Linked DNA regions of Mus musculus: region 2 is linked to region 1. Evidence: chromatin loops called from intact Hi-C (ENCODE). Cell type or tissue: heart. All regions are shown on one strand. Links, peaks and the distances in the headings refer to the core of each region. The heading gives the core; the rest is flanking DNA.

Evidence for each region. Hi-C counts contacts between places; a loop is a spot of excess contacts. Peaks named below come from ENCODE experiments on the same cell type or tissue, not always from the same donor. Only the 100,000 strongest peaks of a DNase experiment are listed, where the experiment ranks them.
Region 2: a loop joins it to region 1, with 2.5 times the contacts of the local background. A loop is called at or near these places in 6 of 42 quality-filtered maps.

What each region holds. Positions count from the first base shown.
Region 1 is chr9:43,036,653-43,051,963 of GRCm38, reverse strand. Arhgef12 (Rho guanine nucleotide exchange factor (GEF) 12) reads left to right here. Exons shown (of 41, transcript NM_001359232.1): 2 at 7,677-7,700; 3 at 9,288-9,373; 4 at 11,368-11,424. Among named protein-coding and RNA genes, the nearest start is that of Arhgef12, 61 kb to the left of the region's middle. In heart, for the core only: no CTCF peak of the experiment used is centred there; a DNase peak (open chromatin) is centred at 7,283.
Region 2 is chr9:43,096,417-43,111,727 of GRCm38, reverse strand. Arhgef12 (Rho guanine nucleotide exchange factor (GEF) 12) reads left to right here and starts at 6,010. Exons shown (of 41, transcript NM_001359232.1): 1 at 6,010-6,549. The coding sequence starts at 6,518. Tlcd5 (TLC domain containing 5) reads left to right here. Exons shown (of 3, transcript NM_001034863.3): 3 at 1-3,075. The coding sequence ends at 408. In heart, for the core only: a CTCF peak has its summit at 8,786 (motif pointing right); DNase peaks (open chromatin) are centred at 5,157, 5,647, 6,327, 9,607 and 1 weaker place; H3K4me3 peaks cover 4,525 bases; H3K27ac peaks cover 4,566 bases.

The sequences.
Region 1 (15,311 bases), core at 3,692-11,691:
AAATAAAAAATAAAATTAAAAAATTAAATTACGAAGAACAAAGCCATACTTCAGTCAATGGTAGAAGCCTGCTTAGCTGGAAAAGGTTTGTGATGTTTTCAGGACCTATTAAAAACAAAAGCAAAGCTTCCCCCATTTCTAACCTTTTATGCATCAATAAAAGAACTTCAAAATTCATGCAAACTAAACAATATATAAGGACAAACAGATCCACACTCATTGTCATGACAATGATTTCAGTATTCTTTCAATAATTAGTCAGAATAAACCCAGTAAGGGTATAGAGTACTTAACACTATTTGCCAATTTGATCTACTTGTATTTTTCTGGTTACACTTCAGCTAAGAGCATAATACATACTTTCAGTCTTGTCCATGCATGTGGAGCATTTATGAAGATACACCATATTTCAGTGTTGAAGCACTGTAAAGTAAGTGGATGCAGGCTATATCGAGTATGCTGTCTGATTATAAGTAAGCTATAAATGAATACAAGACCTCAAATCTTCAAGTATTTGGAGATTAAGCAGCATAATTTCAAAATAATTCACAGTTCAAAGAAGACATGAAGAGGGAAATGAGAAGGTTTTTTTTTTTTTTTTTTGGTTGAAGGAAAAAGTGAATACAACACATCAGAATTTGGAGGCTGACACTGACGGAGAACTTTATGGACATTAAAGATGCATTAGCAGAGAAGAGACTTCTAAAACCATCAGCAACAACTCCCATACTAAGAAACCAAAGAAAAAACAAACAAACAAACACCACCACCACCACCACCACCAAACTAGACAAAGAAGAGTAAACCAAAGCCAAACTAAGCATAGAGGAAAGTAATAATGATTGGAGCAGGGGTTCATGAAGGAGAAAACAGTTAAACAACGAAGTATTAACCCACAAGTTGGTTCTTTAGAGAAGATTACTAAAATGCTAAAGCTTTAGCTAGTTAGCTAGACTAGCCTCGAGGTGAATCAGGAGTAGAGATAAGTCAAGCATTACCAATAACTGGAATGAAAGTGACATCACAACAAGCTGTACAGCTATGAGGACAGGAAGCACATCGGGAATATCTTGGTGCCAGCTTAAATGAGATGTGGTTTGGGGTTTTATAAATCGTAATTAGGTAACATGAAAGCATGTAACAATTATACTACATAAAAAAGGCAGAAAACATTTATGTTTCATCTATATTTTTAATTCCCTGGTTTACGAGGTTGACGTAGGGAATGTTCTTGAATTTTTTAGTGTGCTAAGGAGCCTAGAGTACCATGTAGTGACAGAAACAAAGAAGTACTCAGAATACAGAGGGAGGAGCATGTCTTAGTAACATAAGTGCCAACCTGAAAGGGCTCTCAGTGGCTTAAGCTAGAGCAATGTGAACATGGAAATAAACATTGCAGTATTGGATTTTATCTCAGAGTATAAAGTAAACATACAGAGTCCACATTTGGTAGATGGGAGAACACAGAAACAGCTCTTCCAGAAAATTCCAGAGCATGTAGATTCCTCTTTGTTTGGAAAGTAGAGCTTAATGCCATTAACTCCTAGTAGGAGTTAGATTAAAAAAACAAGGCTTTAACATTTTCAGACATTATTATTGGTGTGTGTGTGTGTGTGTGTGTGTGTGTGTGTGAGAGAGAGAGAGAGAGAGAGAGAGAGAGAGAGAGAGAAAGAGAAAGAGAGAGAGATATGAGTCATGGGGTCCTGTGTGGAGGTCAGAGGACTAGTTTGTAGAACTGGCTCTCCTTCAACTTTAATGTGGATTCTTGGAGTCAGACTCAAGCTGTCAGGCTTTTGCTGCAAGTTCTGAGCTACCTTACTGACCCAGGTTGGAGTTTTTAATCATTTTTGTTTTATTTTAAACCCTGGCTATTCTGGAATTTGCTCTGTAGAGCAGGCTGGCCTCCAAACTTAGATATCTGCATGCCTCTGCCTTCCAAGAGCAGGGATTAAAGACATGTGCCCTACTACTAGGTTAGGATTTGTGTTTTTAAAGCATAAAGTATGGCAGGCTAAAAGCAGTAGCCTTACAGGGAGAAGCTTCGATGATATCACCTTAACATCATGACCAAAGCTAGCATAACTATTTGTAGACATAACATGTTGGTAACCCGTACCTCTTATGAGGTACAGAAATGGATCTTCCACAAACACCCAGTACATAGATGGGTAGCTGATTTCCGGTGGCAGTCCAAAGGCAATTCAGCAGAGGGAATCTTTTCTGCAGTGGGCTATCCATATGTAAGCAGATAAACATTTGTTGATAATGTCTCCTGCAAAAATTTATAAAACACACTATATCTAAAAGTAAAACAAAGTTATCGATCAGAAAAAAATATAAAGAAAGCCTTTGTGACTTTGGGTTAAGTAAAGGTTTCTTGGAAGTTAACAAAATGTGTGTAAAGACCCAGCTTCTAAGTTGGGGCGTCTCAGAGAAGGCGGGGCTTAGGAGCTCCCTCAGTCCTAAGCCCACATTCAACCTATAACAAACAATGTAACAACTTCAAATGTAACAACTTCTTAAACCTTGTATCATTTCAAACCTTTAGTTCAGTCAAATCATGACTCTGCACCTCATTCTTTTCACAGATTTCATAAGAAACATCATTTACTCTCCTGATACACTGATAGGAAGTAAATTACACTTTGATCTGACAGTGTTCGGTGTTTGTTACAGCTCTCTGTTACTTACCAGTTTGTGTATCCTCTAACTTAGGACTGCTGTTGAACGGCTTTCTTGGTTGGTTTGTTTGTTTTACTTAAAACAAGCAGGGAGTCTCTCACACCCATATCCAGTCACTTGGGCAGCAAAGTAATGCTATCTGGTCGTTTGTCTTATAAGAGCTATTGTTAGAAAAGTTCTGCTGCAGTCCCCTTCCACAAAGGTTAGACACAAATGGTTGCATAGGATTAATGCAACCAGAGGCGCCCCGTCTTTCCTTTTCTGTTTATTTAGTGCTGCCTTTATCTTTAGTCTAAACTCCCATGTGGGTTCCTTCCTGTTAATGAGTTCATCCTAAAACTTCAAGGGGGAGTTTAGGCCTAGAGCTAAGTATTTGTAATAGTGTTGTCCCTGGACTGAAAAACTATACCTAGCATAAATAGTAACAAAAGAAACTGGCAATATTAGTTAAGCAGCATATTACAGAGTAGATATTTTGCAGTAATAAGTAATTATGTGGGGTTCAGTCCCCAGTAATGAAATAAAAGAGCTCACTTTTTGAGATTTTTATTTGGACGCTCTATCTGAAATAGAAGCCAAGCCATTCTGATGTACAGGGAGCTGAGTCCTCTCCCTACTCTTCATCCATGGTGACGTCTAATGAGCCCCGAGGGTCTTACATAGCATAGGCTAAAGCCAGTGCTGTAATGAAATGTTTAATGGTGTAAAATATGTTAATGTCTTATTTGTTTGTTTGTTTAGAGAGAGAGTCTGCCAGTGGTTCCCAGGCTGGTCTTAAATTCCTTGGGTTCAACTGGTCCAAGTCAGCCTCCCAATTGGCTAGATTACAGTGGCATGTGCTGCCAACCCAGCTTGATGAAAGTTAAAGGTGATATGTTTAGTTGCTTTACTTTTCATAAAAGAACTTTTGTACTATGTGTGAAGTCCATATAGAGAGAAAAGGGGATGATTTCATGGTGTTACAGAGTAGAAAGGCTTCGCTTCATAGGCGACTTTACATCTTGGGTAGGAGACACTCTCATTCCTCAGTGACTTGGGAGTTAGAGTCTCTTGATTGTTATTTGATATTAGTATGTAAATTAGTATAGTAATTTGTTTAGTTATGTTAGCTTACATAGTCTTATGTATAAAGTGTATTAGAATAAGCTCTTTTTCTTTTGGTAGCTAAGAAAGAGAAAATAGCAGTAGTGATCTCTGCGTTTCCGCTGCACCTTGTATGTTCCTAGTGTTTCGCTACAGAATCACCCTGCAGTCTTCGTGGTCAGAGAACTCACTGTAGGTCCGGGTTGGCCTTAGACAGCATGAACCCTCTAACTCAGGCCCAGAGCGTTGAGACGTGCCTGCTGAACTGAGTTTTGTCAGCAGAAGTTCACAGTTCTGGGGTGATGTGGGAGGAATATTAGAATTGTTAAAACATTTTCCCTTGCATGTAAAGTCTCCTTCCTCTACTTTTAATTTCTCTGTTGAGAGTAAAACAAAACCATACACATCTGGGGAGATGGCTTGTGAGAGTAGGACTGGAAGCCCAATTACCAGAATAAGATAAAAAGCCAGGTAGGCATAGAGTCCCCTGTAATCCCTGATTTCCAAAGGCAGAGACAAAGGATCCCCTAACTAAGCTAGTCAGCTAGACTAACTGAAACTGGGGAGAGACACCGGCTCAGTACATGCAATGGTGCGTGTGTCTGTGTGCCTGCCTGCCTGCCTGCCTGCCTGCCTGCCTGCCTGACTGTCTCTGTCTCCATGTATATGGAGAAATTAAACAAATAGCTTTGTAGGAACAAGTATGAAACAGTATTATGATGCTAATTTCTTATATTTCTCATAATGTAAGAAATTTCCATTTCCCATAAAATTAGAGGACCTCCCCACTGATCCTTTGAAAGTCTGAGACATTTATATTTCACAGAAACAACATGGTTTTGTGACTCTGACAGAACGCATTACATTTGACACTAGACTCAAAAACAAACCTCTTAGTACAAAACCAACACTTTTTAAATACATTTTAATGAAAAATAGTTTTCTTAATAGAAAATAATAAAGTGCTTTCTATGGACTTGGGAAATATATTTGTAAAAGATGTAATTAAGCTGAAGAAATGGCTCTTTTAGAGTGTTCTGAGTTCAGATCCTAGCAACTAAGTAAAAATACAGGTATGGCCAGCACACCTGTATCCCTGGCCTATATTGGGTTAGGACAGAGACAGGAAAATCATTGGGGGACCACCTTGGGTTCCACGAAGGGTCCTATCTCAGAGGAAAACTGAGAGTCATAGAGCAGGACACCCGATGTCCTCATCCCAAGCTCTGTGCACAGGCAGCCACATACAGTGTACACCTGCCCTCATTTTAATTGTAATGATAATATCTTTTATATTCACATACCCTCTTAAATTTCATATATTGCCGGGCGTGGTGGCGAACGCCTTTAATCCCAGCACTCGGGAGGCAGAGGCAGGCAGATTTCTGAGTTCGAGGCCAGCCTGGTCTACAAAGTGAGTTCCAGGACAGCCAGGGCTATACAGAGAAACCCTGTCTCGGGAAAAAAAAAAAAAAGAAAAAAGAAAAAAAAATTTCATATATTTATACAAATATACTTAACCACCTAAGGTAAAACTAAAAGTGTATGTAGGCAAACGTCTTATCAACGTCTTATTTCCTTTGTAATTAAAAAAATGTAAGTATAAACATGAAATCTGTACAATTTTTATTCCATTAGGGTTCTACTTACAGCATTCTTCCTACAGAAAGGGTTTATTTCTCTGTAAGACTTAGGTAGATTCACATTGCTCTAATTCCCAGAAATTGCAAACTTCTTTAGAGTTTGTGGGAACTGAGCTGTAATTTCCTGGCTCCCTGGGTACCTTTCCTGGGAGTTTGGTGAAGTCTTTGTCTTTCTGAGCTTGTATAGGGATGGTGGAGTTAACTGGCTGTGTATTCAGGTGGTAAGTGCAAGCTGAGCACAGGGCCAGATGAATGGGGATCTTTCAGTGCTCTGTGATTTGAAAGGGATTCTAGATGAACTGCGTTTCTGTCTCCTAAGATGTCAGAAGTAAAGGTTCCTCCCTTCCCTGTGATCCTTTTGGTACTTAGAGCAGGTAAGGTAAACCCATTGTCTTAGGGTTTCTGTTGCTTTTGTGAAGCATCATGACCATAAAAAACTTGGAGAGGAAAGGGTTTATGTTAGCTTAGAGTTCCACGTCATAGTAGTCCATCACTGGCAATGGTCAGGGCAGGAACTCAAAACAGGGCGTGAAGGCAGCTGTGCAGAGGCCATGCTGGAGTGCTGTGGACTGGCTTGCCCTTAGGGTTTGCTCAACCTGGTTTCTTAAAGAACACAGGACCATCTGCCTTGCTTGCTTTAAATAGAATTTGGTAATTAGAAAAACTGTGATTTTTGAAGTTGTTAGTTTCTTGGAGCTGGAAAGATAGATCTGTTTAAGAATGCTAGCTGCTCTTCCAGAGGACCTGGGCTTAATTCCCAGCACCCACATGGCAGCTCCATGTGGTAACTCCAGGTCCAGTGAATCTAACACATTCACACAGACACACTTGTAGGCAAAACACCAGTGCACATAAAATGAAAATGAATGATTTAAAAATTTTAAAAAGAACATGTAAGTTTCTCTCTGTACTGTGTGGCTGTAAGGAAGCAGATGTGAGGTCACCCTGTGGTTGCCTTTGCTCTAGTGTTCCTTGCTTCATTTCTGTCTCCTCCCATTGTCCCCATTTTCTTGTAAGAGAAAACAGTCCAGAAATTGTAACAGTCATACTGCAGGAAAGTTCTAGAATTCTTCACCAGAGTCCCCTGCATGCTACAGATTCTGACAGTAAGCATTGCTTGGGGTGCCTGCGGTTGATAGGTGAAAACAAAGGGTATATTTTGCTCTGTTTTCTTCTGGGGTTGTGTAGTTCAGAGAACCAAAGGGTTTCCTTTGGTTGATAGACTACTGCAGGCATTGTCCTTAGCAGGCAGTCCTTTAAGAGTCCATCTCTGCTAGTTTATATTCATTGATAACGAAAAAGCCGATTCCAGTCCCCCTTCTTCCCCCAAAAGGATTATCAGGTGACATAGGGACATTTTTTCCTGGGCTGTCTTTTGGCATTACCTGTTTTCTAGAAGTCCATCTTCTTGTTCCAGACCCCTTCCCGCTTACCACTGTCTTATGTTATCCTACCATCCCTTATCATGGAGGCTTATAGATGCTTTGGCCTTTTCTGTTTCAGTTTGATTTAAATACGAGTTAAAGTGACTTTGTAATTAAACTTGTCTATGAGGGTTTATTTGGCAATCAGATTGCCTCTATGGTGACTGGATTTCAGTTCTCTGTGTAGCATCTCGTTCTCACCAGGAAGCCGTTCTGGTAAGGGTGGTAGTGTGGGCCTTTTATCCCAGCACCATGGAGGCCAAAGCAGAGAATTATGGCTTCAGGGTATAAGGAGACCCTTGTCTCAGCTCCCCCCATCCCCAAATAAACACCAAACAGAAAAATCAGATCCACTCCTACCCACTTTGCTTAAGACAGGGTCTTAACTCTGTAGCCCAGGCTGGCCCAGGACTTGTTTTGTGGTCCACACTAACCTTGTACTTGGAAACTTCCTGCCTCTTCCTCCCAAACTGAAGGAGGGCTTGTGTCACTGTGATCAGCTATAATACTTAAAAAAGGACAACCTGGGCACAACACCAGGGAACCCCAGAAGAACAAAGCAAAGCAAACACACACTTTGTTTTCTACTTGAGGAACATATTTTTAGTAGCTGGTAATACTCTGAAGGTATTTTTTTTTCAGAGTTTCTGTTATGAAAGCTAAAAATAAATGAGAATGAGCTTTAAAGAACAGAGCAAGACCTCTGACCCCATTGTTGTCTTGCTTTGGGAAAGTTAGCATAAGACTGTAATGCCTTTTGGTTTAGCATAGTCAGTAGCTATAATAACAGTCTTTACAAGTTAAATTAATACGAATATCTGTTTTTGTTTTCCCTTTGTTACAGGTTTCCCCTCAAAAAACCTATAAGGTAAGTTGTTCAGTTGCTTTCATACGGAAGTTGGAGTTAAACTTTAATTAGAAGCATTCTTTTAAAATTATGGGGATTTTTGTGGTTTTTGAGAGTGTGGATTTAAGTAGTACAAACTTTTATAATGCTTCACAGATTTCAGATACAACAGGTGTTGCATATTTTTTTCTGGAACACAGCCTTGTTTTGATAATATTTTCAGTGTTTTTAATGTAAGCATTTAAAAAGTTTATCCAAATTGACACTTTAAGGTCACTCCCTATGAAGAAATTTAATTTTAAAATCTGGCTGTTTTGAATTGTGGGTTGCTTGGGGAGGTGCAGATGGATTGTCAGTTTGGGTTGTGTTGTCACATGACTGCCTGCTGTCACCTTTAAATGAACTTTGTGCCGATTTAGTCTTAGTTATTTTAAGACAATAAGGGAAAAAAGTATAGAAAGTATTTAGGTTTTTGTGCTTCTGTCTGTCACACACAGTTTGAGAGTCCCTAACACTCCTGTCTTTTTTTTTTTTTGTTTTTTGAGACAGGGTTTCTTTGTAGCCCCGGCTGTCCTGGAACTCACTTTGTAGACCAGGCTGGCCTTGAACTCAGAAATCCGCCTGCCTCTGCCTCCCAAGTGCTGGGATTAAAGGCGTTGCACCACCATGCCCAGTTTCCTGTCTTAATATGTTTTCTTCTCTCTCCTTAATTGTCATAACTATTATCTAGAACGCTGAGGTCCCATTCCCAGTAACCCTAACTTTTCAATTAGCTGGAAGTCATGTATCATAGCGTCATCTTTTTCAGTTGTCCAACCATTATCTGGTGCTTATAGTTGATTAAATCATAGTAAAAAACAATAATTCTGGTATTATTTTGGGCCCAGAGGTGGCTGGCTAGGGCTTCAACCCTAGGAAGGCAAGCCTTGCCTGTGTAGGTTTGCTTTTATAACTTGTTTTTTCATGTTTTATTTCTGTAGTGATTTCAGTTTGACTGTGGTGTATGTAATGTCAGGGAGTGTGTTGAATTCTTTGGGGCACTGTTTTCTTGTTGTTAGATGGAACTTTAAAATAAGTAAATTATAGGCAGTTGTTTTAAGGATAAAATTAACCTTAATATTAGTAAGTTTTACTACTTGAGGCCCTTTTATAACCAAGAACATAGACTATAGTATGTATGGCAAAAGTTGAATTTTAAAACTCTTTGAAAAAAATACAGGCTTATGCTATGGAAGAGAAACTTATTTACTTTTTTTTTTTGTTTTTGTTTTTGTCCCTTTGGTTCCTTGAGAGATGGCTCAGTTGTTAAGAGTGCTTGCTGCTCTTGCAGAGGAGCAGTTTGTTCTCTATCATGCACATTTAGGCAGCTCACAGTCTCCTGTACCACCAAGTGCAAGGGGCTTTATAACTGAAGGTTATAACAGCCTTCGTGGGTACCTGCACACATGGGTGCATACATGGGTGCTCGCGTACACACACACACACACACACACACACACACACACACACACACACACGTCACTGTAAACAGGTTCCTTTGTGTAATTTTTATCCGAGGTTTTACTGTTATGCTTTTCTAATAGTAAATATTTGATTGTTTTAACTTAGGCATGGAAGTATTTTGAACCGAGAGTCACCAACAGATAAGAAACAGAAAGTTGAACGCAGTTCATCGCATGATTTTGACCCCACAGGTAAAATTCTCTTGTTCTTTCAAAGAATGTTTTTCAGATAGTGACGTTCAGAGTCATAGAACTTATGTGGATTGAGGCACTCAGGCATGGTTATTCCTACTCTCGCATACTCTGCAGTTGTGTAGTAGTGCTGGAGTCAGCAGGAATGAGTGCATACTTAACACAGCATTGTAGATGCCACAGTGAAGCATCACTGTAGGACTTGTGATAGTTGGAGAAATAGAGATGTCCTGATTGGAGATTGAGGGTACACCGAGGTCTCAAAATCAAGACGAATCGTGGTGCAAGTACTAGTGTGTCATTAAATGAAGGATATTGACCACTGGGAACTTCTGCATTCACTTAAAACTCAGCTGTGATTGTTGTGAAGTGACTAACTGCAGTGCAACTTAAAACATTTATGCTAACTGCATTTGAATAAACAAACGAATGTAAATGCACTTTCATCTTCTCTGCCCACCTTCCTTTCTCTCTCTCTCTCTCTCTCTCTCTCCCTCCCTCCCTCCCTCCCTCCCTCCCTTCCTTCCTTCCTTCCTTCCTTCCTTCCTTCTAAAGTGGGGACTGGACAGAGTCTTCCTTTGTAACTCAGACTGGTCTCCTGCTGCAGCCTCTCAAGTGCTGGGATTGTAGGCCTGTGCCATAGTGCTTAGCAGAGACCCTGCCTTTCTTCAAGTACTCAGGCTGATACAATGTATATCCTTTATTTTGTTGTGGTTTTTGTTTTTTGTTTTTGTTTTTTCCGAGACAGGGTTTCTCTGTGTAGCCCTGGCTGTCCTGGAACTCACTCTGTAGACCAGGCTGGCCTTGAACTCAGAAATCTGCCTGCCTCTGCCTCCCAAGTACTGGGATTAAAGACGTATACCACCACTGCTCGACACAATTTATATATTTTTAAAAAGATTTTATTTAAGTAAGTATGCTGTAGCTGTCTTTAGACACACCAGAAGAGGGTGTCAGATCTCATTACAGATGGTTGTGAGCCACCATATGGTTGCTGGGATTTGAACTCAGGACGCCTGGAAGAGCAGTCAGTGCTCTTAACCACTGAGCCATTTCGTGAGACCACAATTTGTGCACACGATTGAATTCTGCTGCCCTTTCCTTTCCCCATGTAATCTCAGTATTTGCTTTGTAGATAGTGCTTAATAGTTTTTTATTAGATATTTACATATGTTCTTTGAGCAAGTATTATTTTGTTTAGTTATGTGTTCCTGTGACAAAAGATAAACAACACCCCAATCTGAGATAGACAACTATGCCTCTTAAAGACATTTTTACTTAGAAATGTAATTTAAAATATTTAATAGAATATTTTTGTATGAATTATTGAAATATTTCATACTTTTAGAATAGTTTTCTTAATTTTAAACAAGTATTGTAAGTATTTAAGAAGGGAAAACTAGGATGTAATACTTTGCTTTGCATCTTGTGTCATGGTAAAGAAATTAATAGTTAGTTTAGATGACTTTGGTGGTGTGGGAGCCGTAACATGTCACAGGTCTCCATGGAGAGAGAACGCTGCACTTGTGATACCCAGGATCCAGGTCATGGGCCAGAGGCTTTTAGTTATTTCTATAGCTACTTATTGTCTATAATAATGGCCACCAGTTTCACTGCCATAGTCTCTTTAGTCTTGATAGATGTGTTCTGTCCGCTTGCCTATGAAGTGCCATTTCCACAGAGACCGCACCCTTCTCAGGAACCTGGGTGCAGCTCTCAGTGCTGTTTCCATCACTATAGTTATCAGATGATACACGGTGTAGACCATTCACCTGTTATTTTTAATTGCACTCTTTTCTTCCATAATCTGTAAATATGTCATTCATTACCTCTGCTGTTCATGACTGTTCTAAGTGTTGTCACCTGTGATGTTCATACTTCATGTTTGCACGATTTAACTTGATCATGACTCGTTCTTTTATCCCCATGAAATTTCCCCCTTACATTGGTCTCCATATTTTCTATATCTCTCCTTTTCTCCCGCTCTTGTACAGATAGCTCCTCCAAGAAGACAAAGTCTAGTTCAGAGGAGAGTAGATCCGAGATCTATGGTAAGCTGATGTAGCTAATGCGGCCTTGCACTTCTGCAGCTTGCTTCATGCTATCTCGTTGTGTTTTTGGTAACTGCAGCCTTTCTTGTCTGCTCTGCATGGCATGATCTCCTGCAGGGAAAGGGAGCCTGGGGTCCCATGTGGCTGTGATATGGAAGCTTAAGATGACTAGAAACTAACATGGTAGGCTGAGAATAGGCTGCACTACCTATTTCCTCCTTGTTTATCTTAGGAAAGTGGGGTCAGGCTCCCTGAATAGCAGCGATGGGCTTTGAATTATTGGCTGCCTCTCTGGTCTCATCCTCAGGCTTTGAGTTAAGTAGAATTTAAGCAGCTCAGCCATTTCCTATTCTTATAGGAAATGATATCATTTCTGCATGTTAGCAGTTCTTTGAAGTTTCTTGTTTTATCTTTTATTTATTAATTTTTGGTTGGTTTATCACCTGTAAAAGTCATTCTTATAAAATGTATCCCTAATTGCAAAATTTTTTAAGTGTTTTATTTTGAGGCTTAAAACATTTGTGCCTTCTGGAAGTTTCACTGAGACTTACTCCAAATAGGAAAATTTCAAAATACCTTTAAAAATAATCTCCATAAACAGTTGGTTTAACCTGAATGATGAGCTGTTCTAGCACATGGTGAAAATGGAGTATTTCCAGACTCTCCTGGAATATGACAGACTTTATGACATTCATAGAGCTTTGCCTTTTGGTTTTTTTCAAGCTTTTTGGGGCATGGTTTTACTGTGCAGCTCCAGACTGTCCTGGACACATTGTGTAGTTCAGCTGACCTCAGACATGCAGTATCCTCCTGCCTCTGCTTCCTGAGTGCTGGGATAGCTTGCCTGCCCTAGCTTACTAAGGCGAGTGAGGAAGGAGGTGAGGCATTGTCTGTAGCCAGACTAAAAGCTTCCACTGAAGACAGCCGATGGGGTCTTCTCTAATAGAGCAAGGTCCATCGGATGGGAGTTTACTCAAATGGGTCTGGACTTCCATATGAGGCCCTATATGAGGAGGAAAGTGCATGGAATGAATGGTCCATACCTCCTGAGAGCCTTTGGAAATTGATGCCCGCTGAAAGGACTGAGTACCACGAAGCCTTAGTGCTTGGTTCTGAGCAGTTTTGCTTGCGTTGGGCACATGCTCATGTGCTTCTCTCTGCTGCGTAGTCAAAAGGAGATGTTTGCCAGGCTTGTGACTCCCCAAGTTTATACTTTTCTTTCCTCCAAAGTAGTGTTCAATAGGCTGTGTTTCTGTAAGTAAGGTGCCTCCTGTCTTTTTTTTTGCTGAGGAATGTGAACATTATCTGTGCATCTCCATCCTTCCTAGCAGCCATTTCAGTTCACCTTGTTCACCGCTTTTCTAGATTTTGCTGTGTGTAGGAGCTTGTTCATGTTGGATATGGATTAATGATCTAGGAATCTGACAGAAAATACTGTACTAATATTTTTCTTAGAACAGGGAGCTTTATACTCGTCCAGACATAGCTTGGTAGCGACAGAAGCATCTAAGTGTGCTCAGGGAGCAGGCCTGCTTCTCAGTGTATCTGTCCAGTGAGAACCCTTGAAACACCTTTTTTGGTTGGTTGTTGTTGGAGGACTTGAATTAGGAGTTCCCAGTAAGCACTCTGTAGAGGGCTAAGTATGACAGCTAGCGTGCCTCTCTCATTGCGAATGTGCTTGTGGAAAGCACGTTAGACTGCAGTCAGCTTAGGTGAAGAGTATGCTCTGGGGAGCCAAGGGACATTTGGAGATGGTACCTGACTGAGTAGAGTCCTAGCAACCAGGGACTGCTGCTCGGCAAGGGTTTGTTAACAGCCCATTTGGCCTGTGGACGGAGGACATTCTCTTATCTTGATAAAGTTCTTTAGTTGAGTGCACAGTACAGACGTCATTCAAATAATCTCACTTATTTTGCCGTTCTTAGAGTTGCTTTGAGGGTTAGACTGACTGTGGTTGTTTGAAGAGGAAAGTGAAAGGGTTGCTTCCTTGCACAAGTTGTCGGCGTAGCCTGGGCAACGTTCTATTTGTCCCCTGTGCTTTATGGGCATATTTTCTGAACTGTAGCTTTAGTGTGCTCAGTTTCCTGTTGCATTAGGTTTTTTTGGAGACAGGTACACATATATATCCATTCCTATCTGGCCTTGAGTTCCTGATCTCTGCCTCTACCTCGTGAGTGTGGGGCTTGCAAGTATACCCCATCATGCCTGGGGTTGTTATTGTGAGACAGAGTCTTGGTATGTGACGCTGGCTGGCTTTGAATTCAGTTTGTAGTCCAGGATGTCCTTAAACTCAACACAGCTCTTCTGTGTCAACTTCCTGAGTGCTGGGATGACTGTCATATCTCTAATCCTGTACTGAAGAACTGTTACTGTAGGGTATGAGGGAATCTGTAAGAATAAGCCATGTCCCTTAAAAGCCATCATAGACCACATGTGCTGCCATAGCGAATGCCTGGACCTGTGTGGCTAGAGGACAGAAGTGTTATTTTCTGAGGGTTCTAGAAGCTGGATGTCTGATATATTCAGGGGAGGCTGGTGAGGTTGCAGATGGCTGCCTTCTTCCTCTCCTTCACATAGACTTTCTTGGGATGGGGGATAAGGAGGCAGGGGGAAAGGGGAGGGAGGGAGGGAGAGAGGGAGGGAGGGAGGGAGGGAGGGAGGGAGGGAGGGAGGGAGGGAGGGAGGGAGGGAAAGAGACTGACTTCTGTTTTTGTCATGAGAGTCTCACCCTCATCTCACTTCAGACGCCTGCCTCCAGATAGCATCACGTTAGGAGTTAGGGCAACAACGTACAGATTTTGAGGGGATATGAACATTTAGACCATACTAGAGGCAAACTGTTAACATCAGTATCCCTTCTCTGAAATCCTTGAGACCAGATGTGTTTTTGGGTTTTTAAATACTAGAATAGGGGCTGGAGAAATGGCTCAGCTGTTGGTTTGACTCTTGCTCCCACCAGCTTCCTGTCCTCTGTGTCCTCCAGCTTTGTGAAGAACATTGTGCATGAACTGTTCATGTTCTCATAACTCTTTTCTCTTCTTACTTTTAAGTCTGGCTTCTGAACTCACAGTCTTAAGGTGACCCCAGATATCCTGCTTGAGAGCCTGTTGCTGTCGGTGTACACTTCCTGAACCACTCAGGCAGTGCTGATGGCTTTTCTTGTCTTCTGTAACACTTCTTTGATCTGATTTTTTTTCCTCCTGGTTTTTGGGTTGCCTGTTTATTTGATTGTCAGTTCACTTTAACCCTACAGGTTTCCAGGTTTCTATGTGTGTGCATGTGTGTTTGTGCCCATTATGCTGTGTGTGTGCATGCGTGTTTATGTCTGTGCACTTGTGTGTGTGTCTGTGTGTGTACGTGCTCATGCTCCTGTGTGTGCACACGTGGATGTTGGGTGTTGTCTTTGCTTGGTTTTTGGTCTCAGTGAGCCTGGAGCTCACCGACTCAGCCTTATGGGTCGTCCTGACTTCCCCTGCACTGGGGTCAATGATATGCACCATAGTGCTGGGCGCAGGTGAAGTTGGTGCTAGGGATCAGAGGTCCTCATGTTTGCATTGCAAGCACTTTATCAAATAAGCTCTCTTGACAGCCTATTTTTGTTTTTTGAGAAATAGTCTTTCTATGTAGCTCAGGCTGGCCTAGAATATATAGTTTTCCTGTCTCTGAGTCTAGTGATGGGAAAATAAGCAAGCATCAATAAGCTTGCTTCTCCCTCTCTCGCTCCCTCCCTCCCTGCCTCCCTCCCTCCCTCTCCCTCACTCCCTGCCTCCCTCACTCCCTCCCCCTCCCTCTCTCCCTCTCTCCCTGCCTCCTTCCCTCCCTCACTACCCCCCTCCCTCTGTCCATTTTCTTACAGAGGGGCTTGTGTAGGCTGCCTTTGAACTCTC
Region 2 (15,311 bases), core at 4,736-12,735, 59 kb before region 1:
CTGGGGATCATCATGGCCCTAGCACTTGGGGAGTCGGGCACAGAGGTCAATGCTGTACTCTTTGGAAGTGAGATCACCAACCCGCTGCTCCAGATGCGATGGTTTCTCCGGGAAACTGGCCACTATCACAGTTTCACGGGGGATGTGGTGGACTTCCTCTTTGTGGCTCTGTTCACTGGTGTGAGGATTGGTGTGGGCGCTCATCTCCTTTTCTGTGAAATGGTCTCACCCACCCCCAAGTGGTTTGTGAAGGTTGGGGGTGTGGCGATGTATGCTGTGTCTTGGTGCTTCATGGTTAGCATCTGGCGCTTTGCATGGAAGAAAAGCATCAAGAAGTACCATGCGTGGAGAAGCAGACGGAATGAAGAGCGGCAGCTAAGACACAATGGGCATCTCAAGACACACTAGTCAAGGCTTGTCCCCAGTCAGTGGATTGGATTGAATTGGTCATGGGACCAGGGTCAGAAACAGAGCTAAGCTTATAGGGCTTAGAAAGCGAGCACTTAGGTTTCAAAAAAGGGCTAAAGGTATGGTTATGACTTCAGTCATTTTCCAGGCTAAGCATATGCAGTCTTGAAACACCTACTCCTGTAGTGGCACTTGTACACCCTCAGTGATGATTGACAAGTGGGCAGAGCTGTTTAGTGATGACCACTGTCACTTGTTTTTTGGGTCCCCATGTTCATTGGAGACCTTGGTATTCAGACATCTCTGAAAAGAACTTGAGTCAAATCAGTGCTGTTTCTTGTTCTTTTGGAAATAACTCCTTCCCCACACTTACTCCTGATTTCCACGAGACATTTTAAGTATGTTCATCCCATGTAAAGGGAGGGACTCTCAGGAAGGGGCATGGGTCAGGCATTCAAGTATCTGTGAATGGGAGCTGTTATGCCAAGAGGGACAGAGAGGAGGGAGTGAAGCTAACAATGGCAGGAACTTCTCACTGCGTCTCCCTTCACTAACTGTGCCAGAGGTTACCAAGGACACCCTCGGCTTCCATGATTCATCAAGAAGACTCAGGGCTTTCATCTGCAATGATGAAAGGATACGGAGAAGACTCAGCAAAGGGAAAAGAACCTTTGTCCAAGCTCATGGGATCTAAGCACTCGCTTCTAGTCTCTTGCTTGGATATACAGGAGTGATTCACAACAACACACATGAAAGTCATCAAACACTTGGTGTCCCAAACTTTGATGGCAGTAGGTCATGTGCTTCTAAGTAGCGTGAGGCAACATTCCAGATCCCCCAAAGCGGTCATTTGGCATAAGCCATAGTGTTTCAGAAACAGTTTAGGAACAGTGAGGCAATCTTAACAGTTTCTGGTGGGAGCCCTCACCAACGTTACAAGCAGGCCTTTGCAAGGATAGCAGCTCAGGGTTCCTGTGTTAACTCTGTGTGCACAGAAACTGTAGAGCTAGTGCTTCAGATGCAAGATGAGTGAGATGTGGGTAGATTTAGATTTACTTGGTCCAGTTGTACGGGTTCTGCCCGACCAGGAAGAGTATGCCAGTTCTCAGGGCTTTTGTGAATTAATCTGCTAGGCATGAGAGGCCATGGCTAAATTCCACGGGGATTTACCATGTGGATTCCACTGTACTTGAGATGGAGTTCAGGTTTCAGCTCCTGGTACATACTGCAAACTAGAACCAAAGATTTTCATGTATGTGATAGCCTCAGGCTCCTTCCTTCCTTCCTTCCTTCCTTCCTTCCTTCCTTCCTTCCTTCCTTCCTCCCTTCCTCCCTTCCTCCCTTCCTCCCTTCCTCCCTTCCTCCCTTCGTTTCTTCTTCCTCTACCTCCTTCTTTTCTTACTTTTTCTTTGTTTTAGATCCCCCCCCCCCCCTTAAATCACCTTTTCCCTTCTCCTGAGACACTGTCTTGCTTGTATAGTTCAGGCTGGCCTTGAACTCTATTTTTCCACTTAAGCTTCCTCAGGGCTAGGATTACAATCCTGTGCCACCATGCCTGGCTCCAATGTAGGGCTTTAATGGAAAAAAAAAAGTATTATCTGTTTGTGCATTTGTTGTCTTTCCTATATTATTTAGATCAATGGTGACTGGTTAATTCAGGTGGTAAGCCAGGAGATGGTGCTACTGAAGAAGCAAGGTTAAAGGTCAGAGAGAAGTGTCAGCCCATTCTATAGTCACTGGGGACACTAACCCAGTGAGCAGCATTACCTACAAAAACCAGTCACAAGGGAGGTTGAAAACGTAGACATTCTTGCAAATGGAAAGGTTCTTTAACAGTAAGTAGCTAAAGAGGTATCTTTTAGCTGTCGGGCTTTCGTTTTTGTTTTCTGGACAGATAACACCATGCTTCCTTTTCTCTGATTTGTGTCATAGATATGTTGGTGTGTTCCTTTGAGAAGTCTTTTTTTTTTTCCTTTTTCAGAGCTGAGGACCGAACCCAGGGCCTTGCGCTTGCGAGGCAAAGCACTCTACCCAATCCCTGGTGGTGGTGTGTTCCTTTCCAGCAAAACTGTGGGCAGAACTGGAAACTGGGGAATGCTGACTTCAGCAAAAGCAGAGTCAATAAGAGTGGCTTGGCACATAGGCATAAAGAAAAAAACAAAACAAAACTGGCTTTTGTATTTTGGCCCCGTGTAACCTGCTCCAGACCAGACCAGGGAGCAGGCTTAATCAAATTCATGCTGGTTCCTTTCTCCCTCCCTCCTCAGAAGGAAAGGATTGTAGATCTTTCTGTTTGAGGCAAACTCAAGCAAATGCCTGTAGGTTTTTATTTATTTATTTATTTTTGATAACAAGGCACCTGAACGAGCGATAAGTGGGGAGGAATTCCTCATTTCAGCTCTTCTTGATGGTCTAACTAGTAACTATGAGGAAAGTCAGAGATTAAAAACCTCTTGAAGATGACTCAGCAGTTAAGAGGTTGCCTGTTTTTACAACCCAGGTAAATGAAGGGCAGACTAGTGTGCGATGTGTCCCCAGACACAAAAGGGGACACTTATTTGCATTTGAATTACTGTGTAATCATCCCTGATATTGCTCAAGAAGGATTTATATTTCAATACGATTTGTACTAAATTTTATAGAAATAAAATAACTTTCTATAAACCCAGAGTCTGCCTTCGTATCTTTGTTGCGGTTTTACCAAGGGAGAAAAGCCTCTGGCTTGTAGAAATGTTGACAGTAATCTGCTCTTTAGCATTAATCATTCCTATTTTTTATGTGGAAGATAGCAATCAGCACACAATCAGTGCAGAAAATAGTTTGCCTAAACGTGGAGGAATAATATTCTGATTTTACCAACTGTTTGAGCAGTTGCTCCCCCACCCCCAGTGTCTCAGGCCTGCTTGACAAGTACTCTACCACTGAGCTACCTCCTCATTCCTACTCCCCCTTTTTGAGACAGGGCTTTGCTCTGTAGCACAGGCTGGCCTGAAACTCACCATGTAGCCTTCCTCCAAATTCACAAGTCATCCTCCTACCTCAGCCTTTCAAGTGCTGGGAGTAAAGGTGGAAGCTACCATAACCAGCTAGACAGTGGATTTCTGATGCTTACAACAGTCCTGGGTACAGCAGGCCCTTCATAAGCACATTGAAGCAGTGAATAAGAGGATAAATGTGGCCTCGAGGATGTTCCACTGGAAACTGCATGTCCAGGGATTGGGTCACTGGTGCCACTTTCCTAGGTAAAGGGCTATGTGTGACCTAGGGAAGGGACCTTGGTTTGCTTGGCTCTACTGAAGGCATTCCATAGGTAGACTCTTAGTGGTGAAGTTATAATGAGCCTTTTGTCAGGATATTAAAAAATAAAATCAGAGCCTTGTGAGTGATTAGAGATTTTCATCATTGAAACAGTAGTTATTCAGTCCTCTGCTGACCATCTTCTGAAAGCTTTCCCACAGCAAAATGCCGCCTTTGCTCACAGCTAGAACGCTGGGGCTGTAAAATTTGGAAAGATGTTGAAAACAGCTTGCCAAAAGGTTTTGTATGCAAGGAAGAGAAGGTGAACTAGGAAGTGTTCCCAGTTTGTCTCACCCCTGAAGCTCAAGCATTGAGGCAGGCTGGAAAGGAAGACGGGAACTTATTTTTAAAATTCATGATTTGATGAGTCATCAGACCCCCCCCCCCCATTCGCTTGATACTTGCATTGTGACATTAGTAGGACAAGGGAGAAGAGGACAGCACACTCAAGAAAACTCGAGTAAGCTTGGGGAGAAGGTTCACATCTCGTTTATAGTGATGGATGTTTGGAACTCTTTCCAACGATAGGTAGAAACAAGTTGGAGTCTTCAGGCTAGAATTGCCATGTTGGGATTTACCAGCAGATGGCAACGTGTCCAGGTCTGATCGTTAGGAAAGTGGCTTGGAACTCCAATCTGCTTCTATTCTTTCCAAAAATAAACATTACAAAATTAGCTGGCTGTGCCCCGAACTTAAAAAAAAAAAAATCTAGCGAGAGAGTCATTTCAGGCTTCTGTTTATCTTTTCCCCTTTGCCCCCCATTCTAACGTCACCTTGAGCTCATGCATCTATTCAGGGGTGATGATCCGATCGTTTCGCGAACTGTTGTGGAATGACTTAGAAACAGCATTATTAAGAGGTAATTATTTCCTTTCCACACCCACTGTTTATTAGATTTGATTTCCACAAAATGGCCGAAGTCTCTTCCCACCTACACGGATTGAAGCTCAGAAGAGACTGAAGATAATTGTATAAAAGGAATAGTCGCTTGATGTTTACAGGCAGAATTGGAGAACTATATTGTGTCGTGGTCCCTCATTTCCTCAGGGACAGATTTATTCAATCAGAAAACTACATGGTTAGCTGAATGTCTCTACCCCATCGAAAGAGAAACCAGAAAACATTTGGGAACTCTTCAAAGGGATCCCTCGTGCTGTGCTGTTTACCGGACAGATGTATTACTTCTTCCATCTCTTTTCACAACACGCTTATTAACTTGCTGTGGAAAGCACCATGCGTTCTCAATTTGGCAAACAATACAGTTCATTTTGCCAAGGCAAAACAGCCTAAAAGCAATATTTATATCAGGAACTCCTGGCTTAAGTGTGGGCCCAGATCCTTTCTCCACAGCCTCTTCTGGCCATCCCCCCACCCCTTTCCCCTCCGTGCTGTGGGACTAGGCCAGCAGGTGCCCCAGGTGATTGGCTCACCCCAAAACCTGTGTGTGTGTGTGTGTGTGTGTGTGTGTGTGTGCGCGCGCGCGCAGGTTTGCCTAACACTGTCGGGGGCCCGTGGACCTGGGCTCGCACGCAGTCATCAAAAGCATTTGACACCGGGAACGAATACATTCTCTTAAAGAATAAAAGTTTCCAGCCCGGGAGTTCCGAAGAACCTCTAAACGTGAACTCCTCGAGACTGTGGAATGGCTCCTCTGCTGTCCCGGGTGGATTGTACACTGTGGGCTGCACCTCGAGAGCATTCGAGGGGCAAGAAGGCAGCAGTGCCCGCTTCGCCACACAGAACTACTTTTTCGCTTCCCTCTATCCCCCGCGACAGCACTGAGCGGAAGTATCTGCTCAAGTTTGGAGAGTCCGGGAAGCGGAGGGATCCCGGGTGAAGCGGCTTCCCGAAGTCCCAGGGAGAAGGGCCCAAAAAAGTCGGCGGGGGAGGGGACGGCTCGGCGCGCTCCAGTCGCGCCGGGCCGAGGGGACAGAACCGGAACCGGAACCCGCGCGCGCGCCCGCCCGCAGCGGTCGCAAGGCTCGTCACCGCCGGCGGCCCCCTCCACCCTGGGCGCGCTCCCGCGAGTGCCCCTGAGACCGGGCGAACGGCCCTGCGCACCGAGCCTCCACCGCCACCGCCGCCGCCGCTGCTCGGGGGCCGGGCTTCCGGGCCGGGCCGAGACCTCCCGCTCCTCGCGGGAGCCGCCGCCTACCAGAGCGTCGGGGAGGAGCCGCCGTGCCACTGCGGAAGAAGCGCGGGGGCCTCCGAGGGATGGGGAGCTGCCCCGGGCGCTGAGACAGGGTCCCTGTCAGCGCGGCGGCCGGAGCCGGGTGGGGGCGGCGCGGAGCAGCTCAGGGCCCTCGGCCCGGGGACATGGGGCGGCGCGAGTCCGGCGCGGGACGGTGTGAGACGCGGCGGAGGCTGCGGCCACGAGTGGCCCGCAGCCCCAGATAGAGCGGGGACCCGAGGGCCGGGCCCCGCCGACTCGGGACCGAAGCCGACGCCCGTCCCTGAGCCGATCCTGCCCCAGCTCCGGAGGGATCCCGGTTCCCGTCCTACGGCTCGCGACTTCCCTCTGTGACGAAGTTTTCTCTCCGTGCCTTGCTGAGGATCGTTCTTAGTTCTTGAGCTCGCCTTGTGGCCGACTTGCTCGGTTTGTTTGGGGAGATAACTTGTTTTGCCTCAGCCCGCATCCCCTTTCCTTGACCCCTTGCAATCGGATGTTCTAGATGACTGAATGGAGTTTTGAGTTGGACTTTTGTGTCCCTGCCGAAATTGGGCCTGATCCCAGAGCACTGGGGGTGGGGTGTGGAGGTGTTACTGTAAAATGCAAGTTGGATAAAAAGAAGACCTCTCGCCAAGGGCCCCAATGAGTGGCACACAGTCTACTATCACGGACAGGTGGGTATGAAGTTCCTCGGTCGCTAACCTTCCCTGGATTCGGTCCCACGCAGCAGGGGAGTCGGTGATGCAGATTTGCCTTCAGCTAGTGCAATTGACAGGCATAGGAAAGAGGGTTGTTTCGGAGCTGTGCAATTAGTCTAGGGTTGCTGCCAAGTTAACCGGTTGATTGAATTTGGAAATGCAGGTTTTTTTGGGAGAGAAACTTTCCCCCATATTCTCAGAGGAAATGAAGGAAAACCATGATTGTGGTTTTCTGTCGGGTGCATTAAGATTGTGTACTCGTTTTGGAACCAGAGGGAGGTCATTTTGGGTGAAGGTCAGAGCTTGAGGTCGGTGGGTACTGGTGCATCATCGGGTGGATTCCTGTCCTGTGGTAGTTCTAGACTCACAATTTTAGGAGTTTCTGTCTGTGAACTTAATTTTCATCCTGCTGCATTGTGATTTGTGACTCTGATCTTTTTACGTGTTGACCTGCACAGTGTTTAATTATTAATTACCTAATTTTCCAGAATGTTGACATTACCAGTAAATCACGGGTTCTTGCTGGGGACAGTTTCCAGGAGCTAAAGGAAATGAGGGAAAAATCATGGGGCCTGCTTCTAATTATTCTTTTTTTTTTTTTTTTTTTTTTTAACATTTCATCTTTCAGAAGCCCTAGCATTTAAAGATGTAAACTCTAGCTCTGGTTTAGGCATGGCAGGTGGATCTTGTTTGTTAATCGGGTGACACGGTGTGGTGTGTAGAGTATGTAGTCCAAGTGTAGTTCTTAAAGAGGTCCTTTGAGTTCTTTTTAGTGAAAGCAAGTTGCTTCCTTTAGCATATTTTATTCCTCAACTAAATTATGACATTGCATGTTACTTCCAAATTTTATCTTGTTGTTTTTTTTTCTCAAATTGTTGTCATAAAACAAAACAAAACAAAGCAAAACAAAGTATTGAAGCAGAAGGCCAAAAGTCTTCAAGAGCAACATTAGTGCTCCAGCGGAAAGCAGTTTAGTTTCCTAATGAGAGAGTCTCACCCAATTGTGCGACTCATTTGTTGATTTTTAAAGGGGCCAAATTCCATTATCATACCATAACAGCTTCTCCAGAGACAGGGCTTCCCTTTCCTGTTGATGCTTTCCAGTGTCACATGAGTGTTCACCTAAAAGATGCCCTAAATATTTAAAGTACTTATGTTTATCCTTTGTTTGTCTGCTTTGCTAGGCAGGGTTTCATTTCGGTTTTCCTGCTAATACAATGTACTTCTATGTAGAGACAGTTGTCAGGGCTCTTCCTGTTACATCTACCATCCTGGTCCCTCTCCTGGCCTGACTCACAGGTGTCCAGATAATTGTGCTGCTGGTTCATTCAGTCCTTGCCTGTCAGTTGAGCCTAGAGTTAAGCAGACTTACCAGAAACTGGTGTAGCCCTGGTTTTCATTAAGATGTTGCAGAGTTTAATAATTTGTAGAAACAGAATTTAGAGTCACTGAATCGTTCCACACAAAAGTCACACAAAAGCACCCATGGAAGGATTTTTTTTTTCTTCCCCAGCTTTTTTTCCTCAGGGATTTTTGTTCTCTTTCTGGTATATAAACACATTGGACATAAACATTGAAATCTGAGTCTTTTTTAAAAAAATAACTTAATTCTTCTTATGAACCGTAAACATGTACAAAAATAAATCTTAAAAACCCCTGACTGCAGGTATGTGCACCTGGGATAGAAGAGGCTTTAGGATTTCATGGGAGCTTGTGAGCTGCCTACCCTGGGTGCTGGATATGTAACTTGGGTCCTCTGCCAGAACAAGAACAGTATGGGTGTGCTCCTAACTGTTGAGCCGTCTCTTAGCCCCCCACCCCCACCCCATTTTTCTTCTTGTATCTGGCTGTGTGTAGCATGGCAGTCCTCCCCCTGCCTAAGTCTCCTGAAGAGGTGGACTGCCTCCCTGCTGGATTCTTGCTCTTAGATATTTATGTGAGAACAGTGGATGCACATTCTGTGGAGTCAAGTGTTGTATCTGCCTCCCTTCCCCCAAGACAGGGTTTCTCTGTGTAGCCCTGGCTGTTCTATCTGTATGTAGGCTAGGCTGGCCTCAAACCCAGAGATCCTCTTGCCACTGCCTTCTGAGTGCTGGGATCAGAGGCGTGCACCACCACTGCCCCACCTTAAGTGTTTCATCTTTTTCTTATCTTTTTTTTAAAAAAAAATACTATTTATTTAATGTATATGACAGTCCACGGTAGCTGTCTTCAGACACACCAGAAGAGGGCATTGGATCCCATTACAGATGGTTGAAAGCCACTATGTGGTTGCTGGGAATTGAACTCAGGATCTCTGCAAGAGCAGTCAGTGCTCTTAACCACTGAGCCATCTCTCCAACCCAAGTGTTTCATCTTTTAACATAGAGGAAAAAGTTACATTGGTCAAGGGAAGCAGTCTAAATATGTTAATGCTTTGTGGGGCTTAGGCCTAAATAACTTCTCATCATAAACCTCTACTATGTTGCTTCAGACAACTGAGCCATGTAAAATAAGATCCTGGACTAAAACTAATTGAAATCCAGTTCTTTGTCAGGCACTGGAGTTTGGTGGCTCTCTTTTCCCCTTTAAAAAGAGAATTACTAGGTGACCACTACTTTTTTCTTCTTCTTTCCAAACGTACTTTGTAAATATGAAGCAGCCCTTTCTCTTTAAGAGGGTAGTAATTCCCGGTTTGAGTATATGTTGACGTGAGATCTGGAAGTACTGGTTTAATAGTACTTATGCCAGGTCTTCCTATAGACTGCAGCTTCTCCTCCGCCCTGTGTACATCCTTTCCCACTGACTTAGCAGGAGATAGATTCTTACCAATTCTAGGACTGTCGGCAAATTAATAATGCCAGTGCAGCTTTTCTGAGACCCTTTCAAGTTTGAAGTACTGTATGTGGTGTGGCTTTGTTCTGTGGAGTGTGCAGAGCCACCAGGGCAGCTGTATGAGTTGGAGTTCTTTCATTGTGGTGCTTCTGACTACAGAGTCTGTCTGTCCTCAGTGGAAATCAGACTAGCTGGTTTTGGGCGTTGTTCTGTTTTGCAGTTTGTGGCAGGCGACACATGGCTGAACAAGATAAGAAGGGTTTTATTCTTGTGTTAGGGACGTGCTGGGGCTGGGATGGAATTCAGTTCTCTGTTTAGGCTCTGATTGGTCACTTTGGATACTCAGAACTCTCTCACATCCTGTTATTATTTTGCAGTTAGAGTCACACATCCATTGGCTCCCCCTTTTCCTTTCTCTTACTTTTTTTTGGCTCGGGGTGGGGGGTTGGGGGGTGCTTTTTGAGACAGAATTTCTTTTAATAGCCCTGTCTACCTTGAACTCATTTTGTAGATCAGTTTGGCTGGAACTCACAAGAGATCTGCCTGCCTCTGCCTCCAGATTGCTGGCATTAAAGGCAAGCAGCTACCTGGCTAACACTGCTGTTTTTATGTAGTGTATCTGAAAAGCATTTTTTTTAAAGATTTATTTATTTTAATTAATTAATTAATTTTATTTATTTTATTTTAGTTTGGGTATTTTTACTTTGAGTATTTTATTTATTTTGAGTATTTTGCCTGCATGCAAAGATATGTGTACCACATGTATGCTTGGTGTGATGGTCTGGAACTGGAGTTAGAGACAGTTGTGAGCTGCCACATGGGTGCTGGGAATTGAATCTGGGTCCTTTAGAGGAGCAGCCACTTAACCACTTAATCACTGAGCCTGAAAGCTGAAAGCTTTTTTAAATTAAGGTTTTTTTTTTTGTTTTTGTTTTTGTTTGTTTTTTGTTTTTTGTTTTTTGTTTTTTCGAGACAGGGTTTCTCTGTATAGCCCTGGCTGTCCTGGAACTCACTTTGTAGACCAGGTTGGCCTCGAACTCAGAAATCTGCCTGCCTCTGCCTCCCGAGTGCTGGGATTAAAGGCGTGCGCCACCACACCCGGCTTAAATTAAATACTTATTTTATGGATGCTTTCTAGTTGCTTGCTTTGTAACTACTATGAAGTCAGAAGACTCAAAAAGTGATAAGAGTGTCTGATTGCTGTTTTCCCTCTGCATTAATGGGTCTATTTAGCCCTAAGACATCCTAATAATTTTTAGTGCTCTCTGGCTTGTTTCTATCCCCAGAGTGGCAGATACTGAGGTGATTGACATTTAAGAAGTAGATGGGAGAGGATGTTTTTTCAGTGGACCCAGTGAATGATTTCAGAGTAGATCCTGTTAACAGCAAGTGTTCAGGGTGGTGCAGTTGGGAGAGTCAGCAGGGTCTTCCTTGAGATGTGTGGACTTTGTTTTGTCTGGGGCTTACAGATCGTGCTGTTTTTGGTTTGTAGCTTGACACAAGTTTTTGATGTGTTGGAATTTACTCAGTACTGAATTTAGCTTTAAGCTGACTTTTAAGTAGCTTTAAAGTGAACACAGAAGTCTATAACTTTATATTCATATATACAGCTATCAGTCATGTTCCTTTTTTCTGGGAAAGTGGTCTTAATGGTTCTTCTAGTTAATAACAAAATAAGCAACCTACCTACTCTTTTAGGGTTGTATGTTATTTTCAAGGTTGCATAAGTCGTTATCTGTAAGATTGAATAATTTGTAACATTTTCTTAGAAAATGAATCCATTTCAAATACTGACTTGACACTGAGAATAAGGAGTATCATAGTGCCAACTTTATAATATTTTGTCTTTTCTAAGTTCACAATAAAGTCCTGATTCATGTAAGCCTGTAATATAGTACATGTACTCCTAACAATTTTGCCAGTCAACATGGAGAATCCAAAGTAACTTTTTAAAAAAGAAGGAATTGTAGTCTTTCTGACTAAAACACACTTACATTGTGTTTCTATTTGTTTCATGAGTTGACAAAAGACACTCTATTTGAAATCATTACAAAAGTGTGTTAGCCTGCTGATACCACTTAATACATTAGTGATTGTTAACATGTTAACACTGCAGGGGGGGGGCTCTTCCCACTTTTTGTTACATTATTATACTGCAGTGTTAACATGTTAACATCATAGATCATAGACATAGCAGGATGTTTTATTGGTTCTCACAGGTGATTGGAGGGATCCTGTGCTGTGGTTGTCTGACAGTTACTAGAAGTGCTACTTGGTGGCTGCATCTAGATGAGTACCAGAGAGCTTGGGTTCCTCCTCCAGCAAGGCAGGAACCCATAGGTCTTACTACCTAATTACTGATCTCTCAGAAATGGACTGTGCTGTTGTTTTTAGGACTAAGAGGTTCACCTTAGTTTTGTCTCATCTGTTAAAATTCGGATTTGATGACTTAATTTATGTGGAGATAAGATCCCTTCTCTTAATTAGGAGTCTTTAAAATAAGTGTTTCATCTTCTTTTGAATAAGTTATTCTTTCATGTATACAGTGATATTGTATGGTAGTATAATTTTTAATATTTCTAATGTTTTTTAATTTGGTATATGGCAGATTTTTTCATTATTTATATATACTTTAATGTAACTCATAATTTAGTCAAGCTTATAAAACTGAGACAAGCAGACATATTATTATTATTATTATTATTATGTATTTTACCTGTGCTGCTCCTGAAACTAAAGGCGTAGTGTGCTAGGCAAACCTTTAGATTCAAGACTTTAATCTGTATTTTCTGGATTTAAGCTGTCATCATCATTATTAAAATTAATTAAACAAATTTTATTTTGAGACAGGGTTTCCCTGTGTAGCCCTGGCTGTCCTGGAACTTGCTTTATATAGACTAGGCTGGTCTTAAAGTCAGAGATCTGCCTGCCTCTGTCTCCGGAGTGCTGGGATTAAAGGTGGTCAGTCAACTCCACTGCCTGACTTTTTTTTTAAACCTTAAATTATTTTCTTTATATTATGTTTTTCTGTTCACCATTGTTTAGCAGCTTTTCAACCTCACCAAAAAAAAAAAAAAAAAAAAAAAAAAAAAAAAGAATAGGGTATTTTTTCTTACAGGATGCTTTCTTCCTGGCCCCTTATCTGTGCTAACTTTAAATATCTCTAGAGAATAAAGCTGTTGTCACTTCCTCCGGAGACTGAACAACAAGCTGATAGGGCCTGTAGTCAGGAAGCTGTTCCTGCTCTTCAGCTCCAGCTTTCCTTTGAAGTCGTCCTGGTAACTTGTGCTTTCTTGCTGGACCAGGCTAGATGATGCTTTTCTGCCATTTTGAGCTTGCATGCCTGTAATGGTTCACGTGGTTAGCGGCTGCTTTCTCTCTGGCTCTCCTCCCCTTACTTAGTCTTTGTTTAGCTGAGTTATGTTTTCTCTTGTTCCATTGTCTAAATGTCAGTCTGTCTCTCAATATTTTATTAGCTTTGCCTGACTTGCTCTCCTAGTACAGTTCTTAGTTGGTCTCTGGTACAAATGTGATATTCTATATGATTCATATTCTAGAGAAGCAAGTTCCAACTTATTTTTACTGTGATTTTTGAGTTCTTTGATTTCTCTCTCCAGGCATAGCCTGAGCCTCGAAATTACAGGTAGAGAAAGATTCTCAGAAAAAATTTAGATAAATAGGTAGATGTGTGCATGAATGTATGTATAAATTTTATACTGGGGATAAATTGATGGCCTCAGGCTTGCTGGGTGAACAGTTAGCTATATTTTCTGGCTCCATGTTTATTTTTAAATGTATATAAAAGATTGTAGCAGCCAAATGAAACAAATATATAAACAACACAATTATCAAATCAGCTACTTAAACAACTACTCATGATTTAGAAGACTTCTTTACGAAGTGCTTCTTCCAAATGTAGTTCCCTTAGTACATGAAAAAGTAGAAAAAGTCAGGAGCCTTTGCTGAGTCAGAGTTAGTCAGAGGTGAAGACAAAGTATCACTGGAGCCAGTGAAGAGATGCAATTGTAGCTTAGAGGGAATATGGTAAGAGGCATCTGAAAATTGTTCTTCCCAGTGTCTTGTTTCAGTCCAAGTTACTTAAAATGTTTTTAAAAAAAACTCTTATGTCATCATATCAATTTTAAGAAATAGCTCTGTAGTGCTTGCTTAGTAGTAATTTCATGGTAGAATAGATTAGTGTTAAAATTTAAATAATAACTTCGTTCTGGCTGGAGAGGTGGCTCTGGCTAGTGTGTACTGCTCTTGTAGGGGACCCAGGTTCAGTTCCCAGCACCCACACATCAGAAGGCTCTTAACCTGTTGGAGGTCCTGCTCCATGGGGATGAGTTGGCCCTGGCCTCCAGGCACCTGGCTCACATGCAGGTGCCCTCCAGCAAGTGCATGTGTAATACAAATGCATCTCAGGAAACCATGAGGGTTATCACTCAGGACGAACTAGCAACAGAAGGAAGACTGTATTCCAATTACTATGTCATATCTAAGATTAAAGAACTCTTTAATGTTTTATTAGTAGACTTTTCTTTGATACTTATTTAATCCAATGCTATTTAAGTAGATATCCTTGATCTTTTGGATTTTGCTAGTAAGTTTTGAAATTGGAAAATAGTTTTATGTTTTTGACTTAGAATGTCTGGAGTATCAAAGGCAACCACGTGTGAGATGTTTGTGAGATACTTGTGGAGCTGACACCTGGCAGACTGTGTAGATCTGGATCTTGCAGAGTGGTATATGCTGGTGCTGAGGGTCAGCTGTTCTCAAAGTGCTTTCCTATGTGTTTTTGACTCTTAGTAGAAGAAGCACATTATGGTTCCTGTATTAAACTGACATGCCTCAGTGCAGCTGTGATTTCAGACTCAAAGCCCGAATGATTTTTAATGAATTCAAATGCTGATTCGTGGTTTTTAAAGTCTTAGTCAGGCCTGGGTGGCTTCCTTGTGTTTAGAGACAAGCAGATCTAATAGCCAGGGGGGGAAAAAGTCTTTCTGGCTTGGGACTGTAATAATAGTCACACAGCAATTAGAAATGCATAAGAGAATATGGTAGTGGCACATGGCTTTAATTCCAGCACTTGGAGGCCTAAGGCAGGAGAATCTTGAGTTCTAGACCAGCTCAGGTTGGATAATGAGAATGTATCTCAAAAAAAAAAAAGGAGAGAAGGAATGGAGGAGAGGGAACCAACTTACAGTTAGCCACTGATCACGTGGCCTCTTATTTTGACATTATAAAGTATATTGTTGTTACTAAAGATACTACTGTTAGACTATAATTTTATATATATATATATATTTTTTTTTTAAACCAGACGGAGCCTCATTTTTTTTTTTTTTTAGATGTATTTATTTATTATATGTAAGTACACTGTAGCTGTCTTCAGACACTCCAGAAGAGGGAATCAGATCTTGTTACGGATGGTTGTGAGCCACCATGTGGTTGCTGGGATTTGAACTCCAGACCTTCGGAAGAGCAGTCCGGTGCCCTTACCCACTAAGCCATCTCACCAGCCCCAATTTTATATATTATTAAATTTCAGTTTAAATAATTAATAAAGAGGATTTTGTAGATCTTCCATGGATTCAGAAAATGTCATTATTGCATAAAAGCAATATCATCTGAAGGCATTAACTTTGAAATTGATCACTTAATGCAGACAGTACCCACTAGAAGAGTACAGTGTCCCCAAATGTACATAAATATGTGCAGTACAAGCATGCTTTCTTGTAGATGTTTAGATAGGTTATGGGTCTTTCCTGTGTCAACACACATGCTGATCTGCTGTGGTTTGCCTGGTGTCTCTGTGGTTTACTCAGAGGAAGTGGTTCTTGTGGGTGAAGGTCTAGTCTTCTTGGAGATTGTTGGTGGCACATACACTGTCAGCTTATTTCCTGTTTTATTGGTTGCTTAGG